Regions from separate parts of the Homo sapiens genome. Here regions 1 and 2 are each linked to region 3. A link is a contact called in ENCODE Hi-C or POLR2A ChIA-PET data. All regions are on one chromosome and are shown on one strand. Each heading gives the region's core, a stretch centred on a gene start or an enhancer-like site at or near the end of the contact. The rest is flanking DNA. Distances are from core to core; before and after follow the strand shown. Region 1 overlaps ZSWIM6 (zinc finger SWIM-type containing 6). Region 2 overlaps ZSWIM6 (zinc finger SWIM-type containing 6). Region 3 overlaps ZSWIM6 (zinc finger SWIM-type containing 6).

The links. Hi-C counts contacts between places; a loop is a spot of excess contacts on that map. ChIA-PET counts read pairs that join two places held with the same protein, here RNA polymerase II (POLR2A). Pooled maps may share reads with other maps.
Region 1: a loop to region 3 is called in a map of PC-3, with 5 times the contacts of the local background. The contact joins two enhancer-like sites. A Hi-C loop is called at or near these places in 13 of 168 maps with a recorded cell type or tissue (IMR-90, PC-3, PC-9 and 9 more) and 8 of 50 pooled maps. POLR2A ChIA-PET finds 5 or more read pairs at or near these places in 8 of 52 experiments (AG04450, CD8-positive, alpha-beta T cell, Caco-2 and 5 more).
Region 2: a map of PC-9 shows a loop between it and region 3 (5-fold over the local background). The contact joins two enhancer-like sites. A Hi-C loop is called at or near these places in 10 of 168 maps with a recorded cell type or tissue (IMR-90, PC-9, aorta and 6 more) and 11 of 50 pooled maps. POLR2A ChIA-PET finds 5 or more read pairs at or near these places in 13 of 52 experiments (AG04449, AG04450, CD4-positive, alpha-beta T cell and 10 more).

What each region holds. Positions count from the first base shown.
Region 1 is chr5:61,466,165-61,469,414 of GRCh38, reverse strand. All of the region lies in intron 1 of ZSWIM6 (zinc finger SWIM-type containing 6), which reads right to left. Among named protein-coding and RNA genes, the nearest start is that of ZSWIM6, 140 kb to the right of the region's middle. Within about 2 kb of position 1,439, at least 2 of the 41 ENCODE cell types and tissues checked have a DNase peak (open chromatin) inside an H3K27ac peak, as active enhancers do.
Region 2 is chr5:61,448,797-61,451,730 of GRCh38, reverse strand. The region is part of intron 1 of ZSWIM6 (zinc finger SWIM-type containing 6); the gene reads right to left. Among named protein-coding and RNA genes, the nearest start is that of ZSWIM6, 120 kb to the right of the region's middle. Within about 2 kb of position 1,395, at least 8 of the 41 ENCODE cell types and tissues checked have a DNase peak (open chromatin) inside an H3K27ac peak, as active enhancers do; they include PC-9 and endothelial cell of umbilical vein, where a contact is called at or near this core.
Region 3 is chr5:61,407,210-61,410,133 of GRCh38, reverse strand. The region is part of intron 1 of ZSWIM6 (zinc finger SWIM-type containing 6); the gene reads right to left. Among named protein-coding and RNA genes, the nearest start is that of ZSWIM6, 76 kb to the right of the region's middle. RefSeq lists a silencer at 1,108-1,498 and an enhancer at 924-2,123. Within about 2 kb of position 1,358, at least 21 of the 41 ENCODE cell types and tissues checked have a DNase peak (open chromatin) inside an H3K27ac peak, as active enhancers do; they include PC-9 and endothelial cell of umbilical vein, where a contact is called at or near this core.

The DNA of each region.
Region 1 (3,250 bases), core at 190-2,689, 59 kb before region 3:
AACACTCATTATTCTGAGATCATCAAAGATTACGGTGTTTTATGAATGTTCATTTTCCAAGTAATTCTAGATTATCTTTCAAATGCCCAAAAAATTTCAACCATTTTTGACAGAAATATTTCTAAATGTCACAAATTCTACTCTGCCCGCCTAATCAGGAGACCATTTAGGGTGTTACTGAATGAGGAAGAACTCTAACAGATAACTGCAGATGGCAGTATTTTTAAAGTTGGCTCTTTTTGTTACCTTTCTTCACCATCAGCTACCAGGATGACTCCTCTCCTATACTGCTAACTTTCTTTATAGAAACTTCTTTTCCTCAGTTAATGCCATCTCTAATTTGACTAGCTTTGTGGCAGCTATTTAATGCTCTGAGGCCTATTCGTTTTGTTTTGTTTGGCGGGCGGGGGCTGGGGGTTCCCCTTACCTTTAGGTGAGCATGCTAAAGTAGAGAAGTTTTACCTTAAATACAGAAAATTATACATATACACATAAAGGGCAGCTGGTATATTACTTTATAAGACTATGCAATACATTGACTCAGTCAATATGCAGGAATTCAACCAAGCCTACTTCAGCCTTGTATAGTGGTGTATTTTGGCCTCTCCAATTTGAGAAATCTTCTTTGAAATTCTACCAACTCATTCTCTGTGGATCCTAAATCATACCTGAGAACCCACAGGACAAACAAGGACACTGTTCCTCCCTCAATAATCCCAAGAAGGCTGTAAAACATCCCCCTGCTGGTCATACCTCTTAGGTTTTGTTTCAAGACAAAATAATGTTCCTGAGAATTGATTTTGCCTTTCCGGAGTTTTGACAAACTATGATGACCAGCTGTTTTAGGGCTGCAAATGCAGAATCTTCCTCTAGGATAGTTAGCTGTTCTATATAACAGAATTGAGCATACAAAAAGGGACAATCCTGCGCTCTGTGGAAAAACACAGATAATTAACTGTAGAACTAAAACATAAATTATATAAACCTTTTCTTAAAATATTTATTTGACTTTATAAAACATAATCTGTGAAAGACAGTTAATTCCACAAGAGCTTCACAGAGCAGTCAAACTGTTTTATCATCATGCTGTCACAGAACCCAATAAAATGTTAGAATCCCCATTTTTAATCTGCAGGAACTGAAGAAAAACAAACCACAAACCAAGGCACGGTGTTGTATAGTCCTTGGGAATAGACTTTGGTTTGGATCAGGTTCTGCCACTTAAATGCTACATATCTTATATTAAATATTTAACCTCTCTGAATCTTGCTTTATTTGTGTGCAAAATGTGGCTAGAAATACCTCCTAGGGTTGTTTGGGGAATTAAAATGAAATAACATATGTAAAGCACCTGGCACATAGTAAAAGTGCTCATTAAATTTTATTTCCCTTTCCTTCCCTTCCCAGCTGGAGAAACAGGGGAGGGGTGTGGACACATTCCCTTTCACCCATAACACTTTCTTTTTCTAAGCTACTGGAATCTTGAGGGGAGGAGGGGTCTAGCCCGTGGAGGTGGCTTGGAAAATGAGAGGGATCACTGAGAATGTCTCAGTTAAGTGAGTCAGACAATAGTAGAAGAATCACTGCTATTTGATGGCAAAACCAAAGTATTTCAAAGAGTTACTTATACCTTTACTCAACCCAGCTCTCTTTCCCCATTTTCCTATTAAGTTCTGTCAACTCACAAATAGTTGATTTTGTAAAAGAGTGTTACTTTCATACAGAGAGAAACTAGAAAGTATTAGGGGAGAATCTTTTCTAGTAACTATAGGATTCTAAAATGTTATAATGCAATGATTCTCAATGTATGGTCCTGGGACCCCTAAGAGGTCCCTAAGTCTCTTTGAGAGGGTCCACAAGATCAATATTTTAAAAAATACTTACATCTAGACATTATTAACCCTTTAAAATCTTCTTCATTAATGTATGTTTAGTTTTCCAGTATCACATTAGTACGCAATGTGTAATGTAATGATATCACATTCCAGTATCATTACAAACTGAATACAGAGACAGACAGCAAAGTCCAGCTCTCTTTTGATACAGACATTAAATAGGCTTGCAAAAATATAAAACAATGTCACCCTGTTCACTAAAATATTTTGTTTTGAGAACTGCAGATTTTTTAATAAAGATATATTATGTTGTGAGTTTATTACTGTTATTTGATATAGATATTTTTTTCTTTTTAATTTCAAACATAGTAAATATCACTAGATATAATTCTCATAAGCAAAAGCGCTATGGGCACTTCCATTATTAAGAGTGATACCAGAAAGTTGAAGAACTGCTCTTATAATGCACTGCCAACAGGCGGAAGAAAGAACTCTTCTCTACGCCATATTGATGTGGCATTATTTGCACTTAGCTCTTATAGTAGGTCAAAAAGACTCAGTAGAGAAACACTGAAGGGGCAAAGTCCTCACACATGAACACATATTCAAATCATCTATGTTAATTTCACATTAACAAAGATTAAGGTTTCTAGAAAGCAAATGTTTAATTCTTCATTGACGTTCCAAATTAAGCTTAAGAAATTAAGCTTTTCTTAACATATTTTTCATATCTTAGGTTAAATTTTAGTTGCATATTAAAGGGAACAAGGAGACACATGATATCAGACTGAAAAAAAAGGGATTTTAAAATACACAATTTCTAAAAGTTGGCCATTTTGTGCATATTATGTATATGCACTCAGTTAACTGAAAGACTGTTATAAACTGAAAGACTGTTATAAACTCAAAGCATTAGGAAATTTCTAAGCTAAAATAAACTGGCAGACATGAAATAAACATGCACACTAAAAACTACTGCTTTCATGGCACATTATTTCCAAAAAAATATGCGCCCTGTGTACAAGGCACCCAAGTAACATATTCTTTGTTGAAAAAGAATTTAACAGAAGCACTGGTGTAGTACTTACACAAATACATCTTTCACCCTTTTCCTAAATAAAAAGAACCCCCAGGGAAATTAAAGGCAGAAACCAAGGCAATGTAATGTTATGGCTGAAAGGGTGGCAAGGGTTGTGAGGAGTTTTTCTGTAATTTTTTTAAAGGCAAGTCTAAAAATGCAAAAGTGTTAATGCTCCCATGATAATGTATTCATTGCTTAACTAAACCCACTGCATTAGCTAAATGTATAGTAACTAATACTTGATTATGTAACCCTGGTAAAGTAGATGAGTTAATCATTGCCCAAAAAAACCCTTTTACCTTTCCCAACTCTGAGAACTATTGCACATAATCTA
Region 2 (2,934 bases), core at 146-2,645, 42 kb before region 3:
TACACCCATTCAGAATCTATAGGGTAAAACAAGCTTCACTAATTAATGAAGTCTAATGAGAAATCTGCCTTCTCCATTTAAAAGAAAGAACCTTTCCTCTATCTTTATTGCCATTCTGGGGTAAAGTATTTTCCCTTCACAAAAACAAGAAGTTTGTCTATGCTGGGAAAGATAAAAAAGAGAAACCCATTTGAGCTGCCTCAAATAATCATGAATACTCTTGCCTCCCTTACAGGACCAATGTTAACTTAGTACTCCAAGTAAAAATGTCTTCTGATTTTGAAGTATCTTATGCATCTGTCTTCAAAAGCCCCAAGTTATTCATAAAAAGCCCTCAAAATTTAGAAATGTTTAAATAACATTTTTAACTTTTAAATAATATACTTAAATAGGATCATAATTTAAAGCATAATTTGGATTAAAAAAATAAAAAGTAGTTATTCTGTCAGTTGAATTACTCTGACATTGGTATCCTGACTTCCTGAAGCTAACTAAAACATTCCTGCCATGATGCCAGCTTCCTAGCCAGGCTTTCTGAAAGAACTAAGGGAGCTCAAGTTCCCCCAGCTGAACAGGAGCCAAAATATGAACCACTGCCTCTTCTGTGCAGTTGTAAGCAGGATAAATTGCTCATAAATCAAAGCTGTCTTTATTGATCACAATGACAACAACCACACTAGCCAGATGGTCAGTCTTCAGGGTTCAGGACATACTTTTAAGGTAAAAGGAGCTTCAAACTACAGACCTTGGAAACAGACTTCTTGGAACCACATTATCCTTAAATAAATAAACAAACCTCAATTTAATAAAGAAAAATTACAGATAGCTCTAAGAAATACACTTGACTACTCAAGTATTCCCAAAATGACCATGGCAAATGTTCCTGGGGTTCCTCTTCCCTATACTCACTTATTTATTTCTCCATTGAGCACGGGCTTATCCCTGCCACAAGCTTTACCTTCATAAATCATTGTTTATTATTTCATGAGGGTAAGAGTGGTATTTGTCTTGTATACTACTCACAAATTTGGAGTCCTGTATTTAGTAACAATAATACTAATCTTGATTATGTAGATCAAGCATTCATAGTACAGTGAAGTATAATCATAAATTCACCACCAGGAAATGATTTAAAAAAAATCCCCACCAGTGGCTACCCTATCAGAAGGCTTTATTAACCCACTCTAGGAAAAATGTGGCAATGTGGCAATTCAATGAAGTGTATACTTTTTTGTGGCCCTTACTTGGCCTAGCAATTATTTATTTTTAAATAAATCACATAAATGAGAAATCATTTAAAGCAAGAGTCTCTGGAATGCATTCCCATCTGGTCCCAGCCCTTCCCTTTCCCAGCAGAATGGAAAGACTGATGAGTCACTAACAAACCACCCACAGCCATCTATTTTTCACTGCCTTCAGCAGTACCCATTTCATGTGTGGGGCAAAGAAGAATTTGAACAAATCACCATTCTTCTTCCTACCTTTCCTACTACTGCCAGATTGTTGGAGGGGAAAAATGAGTGGGAAAGATTATCCAAGAAGGGCAGAAAGAAAGGCAGGATGGAAAAAGCGGGCTGAGGATGTTGAAAGGCTCAAGAGGCTCCTGGACTGTTATTATATTGAATTTCTAAGAAGAGGTTGAGAGGTGGTGACAGGGATATATCAATTTGGAACACGTAATTTTCCTAAAAAGGAAACTATTCTTTCATTCCACTGAAATACTGTATTCAGCAGGGTCAGTCCAAAACTGTTCAATGCCCCAACCCATCTCTGTGTCTTTCTGGTTAAGCTGGCAGTGAGGTGACTGATTATTCATACATTCAGTCATCCTTCCTTATTAGCTTACTGCCTGGTCACACCTGGAGATCAACTGGGAACAGGTGTTTCACTCAGAGTGCCTTCCCATTTGCTTCTCCTTGTTCCTGTCCTAAAGTACCCACCCTTACAAGGAGAGGGGAAAAGAGCATAAAGTGATGGAATGGGTGCCCCATCAAGCTTTGTACAGTCAGTCTTACAGTATACTGTCAACCCCAGTTTTGCCGGGCATGTGACTTCTGGAACTATGACAACAAAATCTCAGTAGAACCAAACTACCAAATACCTTTTGAGGTGCAGACTGATATAATTTTACCAGAGAATTGTGAAGTGGTACATATGGCCTTATTCAAACCTAGGCTGTTAACAATTAAATAAAAAAGTATTTCTGGGTACAATAGCGTGCATCTGCAATCTCAGCTACTCAGGACGCTGAGGCAGGAAGACTGCTTGAGCCAAGGAGTTCAAGGACAGCCTGGGCAACATGGTAAGACCCCATCCCTAAACAATAAATTTAAAAATATTAAAACTCTGGAAATAAATTTAAAAAACAAATTGCTAAAAAAGTTTTATAAGCCTAATAAAGAATGCTTCATTACATACCTTTCAGTAATATTAAACATGAAAGTCAATGTGTGACCTCTTTAAGCAAAAAATTGGGCCTAGAACTCAAACAAAAATAAATGGTTTTCCCAGCTTCAGAGAAATAGTATGAGAAACCAATGTAATTATAAAATAGTGGGCATCCTACTGGTGTAGGTACTTTCTAAATTACTGCTCTATTCTATCATTAGGATGAACCCAGGACTATACAAAACACTTACCAGGAGTCAACATTCTTAGGTGTAAATGCCCAACAGGAATTGTATAGGATGGCCAAAGGGCTTTAAAGTGGGAACGGAGATGCTTTGGTTACAAGGACTACCAGGGCAACAGTGCTACAATTTTGTGAGGTTTGCCAGCAGGTTCTCCTTGCAGGCAGCATTACAACTAAAAATGTCAAAATATCCTACATATACCTATTACTCTCTATTCCTACTGCAACTGTGATTTTTTTCAGACTACTTCAGTATTTCTAGTCAAGGCTAGTCTTAACTTCCACTCCCATCTATGGCCTTA
Region 3 (2,924 bases), core at 109-2,608:
GACTTCACCTTAGTTGGGCTGCTATACATAGGTGAAATCACAGTGATTGTGCCTAAGGAAACCATGAAGATCATACGGAAGCTTCTCAACATGAAGGACAAATAAGTCCAAGGCTTCCTCTCATGAAAGGCTAAAACTCCCTTTATCAAAAGTCACAACAGTGCCACTTTTACAAATCTGGGGTCCCTGAAAGAGTTACTCAAATCAATTAAATTAACTATCAGATAACTTCAGTAGCTACTCAAAATAGTCTTCCTTTACTGGCCTGATCAAGTAACAATGTTTTCCATGGAGCTTAATGGCTCCTTTTAGATCCTTGTCTATGAACTGGTATTGCACTCCATGCTTACCCACCCGCAGCTCTCACCATCCCACATATCCCTCTCCACAAAAAGCTAATAAATTTGCATTCCTGACTCTGACTCATACAACTAAGAAACCGAAGACTAACAAAACTCTTAGGTATGACTAAGCAAAATGATCTAATTAATAAATAGTCAAGAAATACAAATGTTTTTAAAAGTAAAATTAACCATCAAGAAAACAGGGTATGGTGGAGAAGGGGGAACTATAGCTCTAAACACCATCCTTGTAAGTTGCTACCAAGAACCCACATTTTTCTTTAAAGGCTGAAAATCAGCAGTAATAACCCAAAACTATCTTGCGCAAAGGTGGTCTTAATAGAGATATAATTAATCTTGCCAATTTTCCACATAATTTCTCTCCTTTTTTGATCTTTTGCTTTACAAAATCATGCTTGAAAACTTTTACAATTTCTTTCTGGTAGCAATTCTGAAATGAAAATGGACTGCAGGTAAGTAAATTTGAGAACCTCCTTAAACAGCAAAAATCACCTCCCTAGCCCCTCCACTGGTAAAAATCACCAAAGTTTTTACTGTGGCCCCCTCGTTCTCAGAAACAAAAACAAAAACAAAATGGCCTTTGAAGTTGGACAATTTGGTATGTGTTACATTTAATTTTGTGCTTATACTTAATACCTAAAGTGAAGCAATACAGAGGCCTGGATTTCAAAAACGGGAAAAAAAAAAAAAAAAAAAAAAACCTTTCCCCTCATTACAAAGAAAATCTATAATCATAATTTAGAAGTCATCAAGGAAACGCAAATCTTGTGCCACCCCGCCTCTGCGCGGTCGGGTCAGTCACACACACGCCGCCCCGCCCCCGCGCCATCAGTCACACGCAGGCCTCGCCCCATCCTGACTCCCAACCCCGCCCCTCGCGCTGTCAGTCTCTGACTCTGGCCTGCGGCTGAACCGGCGGCGCTGACGTCAGCTGGCGACCGCGGCCGCATTCCTAAACAGTTCAGACAAACCCACTGGTGGGAAGCTTCGAAAGCCCTCAGCTGTAGTGAGGAAAGCAAAGGTTTGGCTGGCAGCCAGACTCCTGAGCTCAGCATTTTGTAATGCACTTCCTTTTTATTTAACAGCTTGCATAATGCCCTTAACCCTTCCTTTACCTGCATCACACCTTTAACCCCTTCTTTTCCTGGTCGAACTTCGAAGCAAACTTCAGAACTTGGTCTCCCATAGGGTTTTAATATATTCCTCACCAATTTACAACTGACTGATTTTTAATACTGCTGAAGAGGCAATTTAATTAAATGCACTTGCTCCCCCTAAACTGCTGTTTCCCCCTTAAAGCAATGTTAATTTTCAAGCAAAGAAATTAAAACATTTTATTAAAACAACGTATTTTAAAGCTTTTTTAGACCCCCTCCTTCATAATTTATCTTCTTGAAATTATTGTCAAGAGACAATAGCTTCAAATGGTCCAAAACAAAAGGGTACACAGTGACAAAATCTCCCTCCAACTTCGTCCCTCAGTTGCCCTGTTCTCATCCCATGATAAATTGTTACTTCTCTTGTATTCACCCAGAAGTATTTTAGTGATACATAAGGAAATACACATATATTCTATTTTCTCCTTTTTAAAATGGTAAACTCTATACATAATGTTCTCTACTTTGCTTCCTTATTCTTTTTTAGAATTGCATGGAATTCCACAATTTAGCAGTCCCCTATATATGAGCATTTAGGTAATTTCCCATCTTTTTGCTATTACAAATAATGCTGGTGTGAAAATCTTGTATGACTGTCTTTCAAGAATAAATTCCTAGATGGGAAATTGCTACATCAAAACAAACACATGCATTTGTAATTCTGAGAGGTAACAGCAAACTGTCCTCCACTGAGACTGTACCTTTACCCTCCCACCAGCAGTGCAGGAGGATGCCTATTTCCCTCATGCAAATCAGGCTGTCCCAGAATTCAGATAAGAGGCTCTCTCTCAAGCTTATTTTATTTTTAGAAAACAGATCTGTGAAAAATTGTATCTTAGTGTAGTCTTAATTTACATTTTTCATATTATGAACGAAGTTGGGCATCTTTTTATATATTTTAGAAGCCATTTGTATTTCTCTGTGAACTGTTAAATCATCACCTTTGCCCATTTTTCTATTTGTTCATCATTTTCTTACTGCTTTGTAGGAGCTTATGTTTTTCGAAAAGCAGTGTTTTGTGTATGACACTTTGAAAGATCTTTTTTATATATTTTAAGAAAATTAGCTCTTTGTGACATGATTTGTGAAAATTTTTTCCAGTTTGGTAAATTTATCTGTTTCATGGTTTCTGCCATAGAGAAATTTAGGGATTTTTATGTAGCTGAATTGTTACCAATCTATTCTTTCATGGTTCTTGGTTACTATTATCACAGACTGTCATTCCCCATGCAGTTTGTAGAATAATTTTCCAGTGATTTCTTCAAATATTTTTATGTTTTCAGTTTTACCTTTCAATATTTAGAGTCTGTACTTTTTTTCCTAGATATATATCCACTAGTCCCAACACAAATTGAATAACCTATCTTTTCTCACTGATTGGAAATGCTACCTTTATCATATTCAA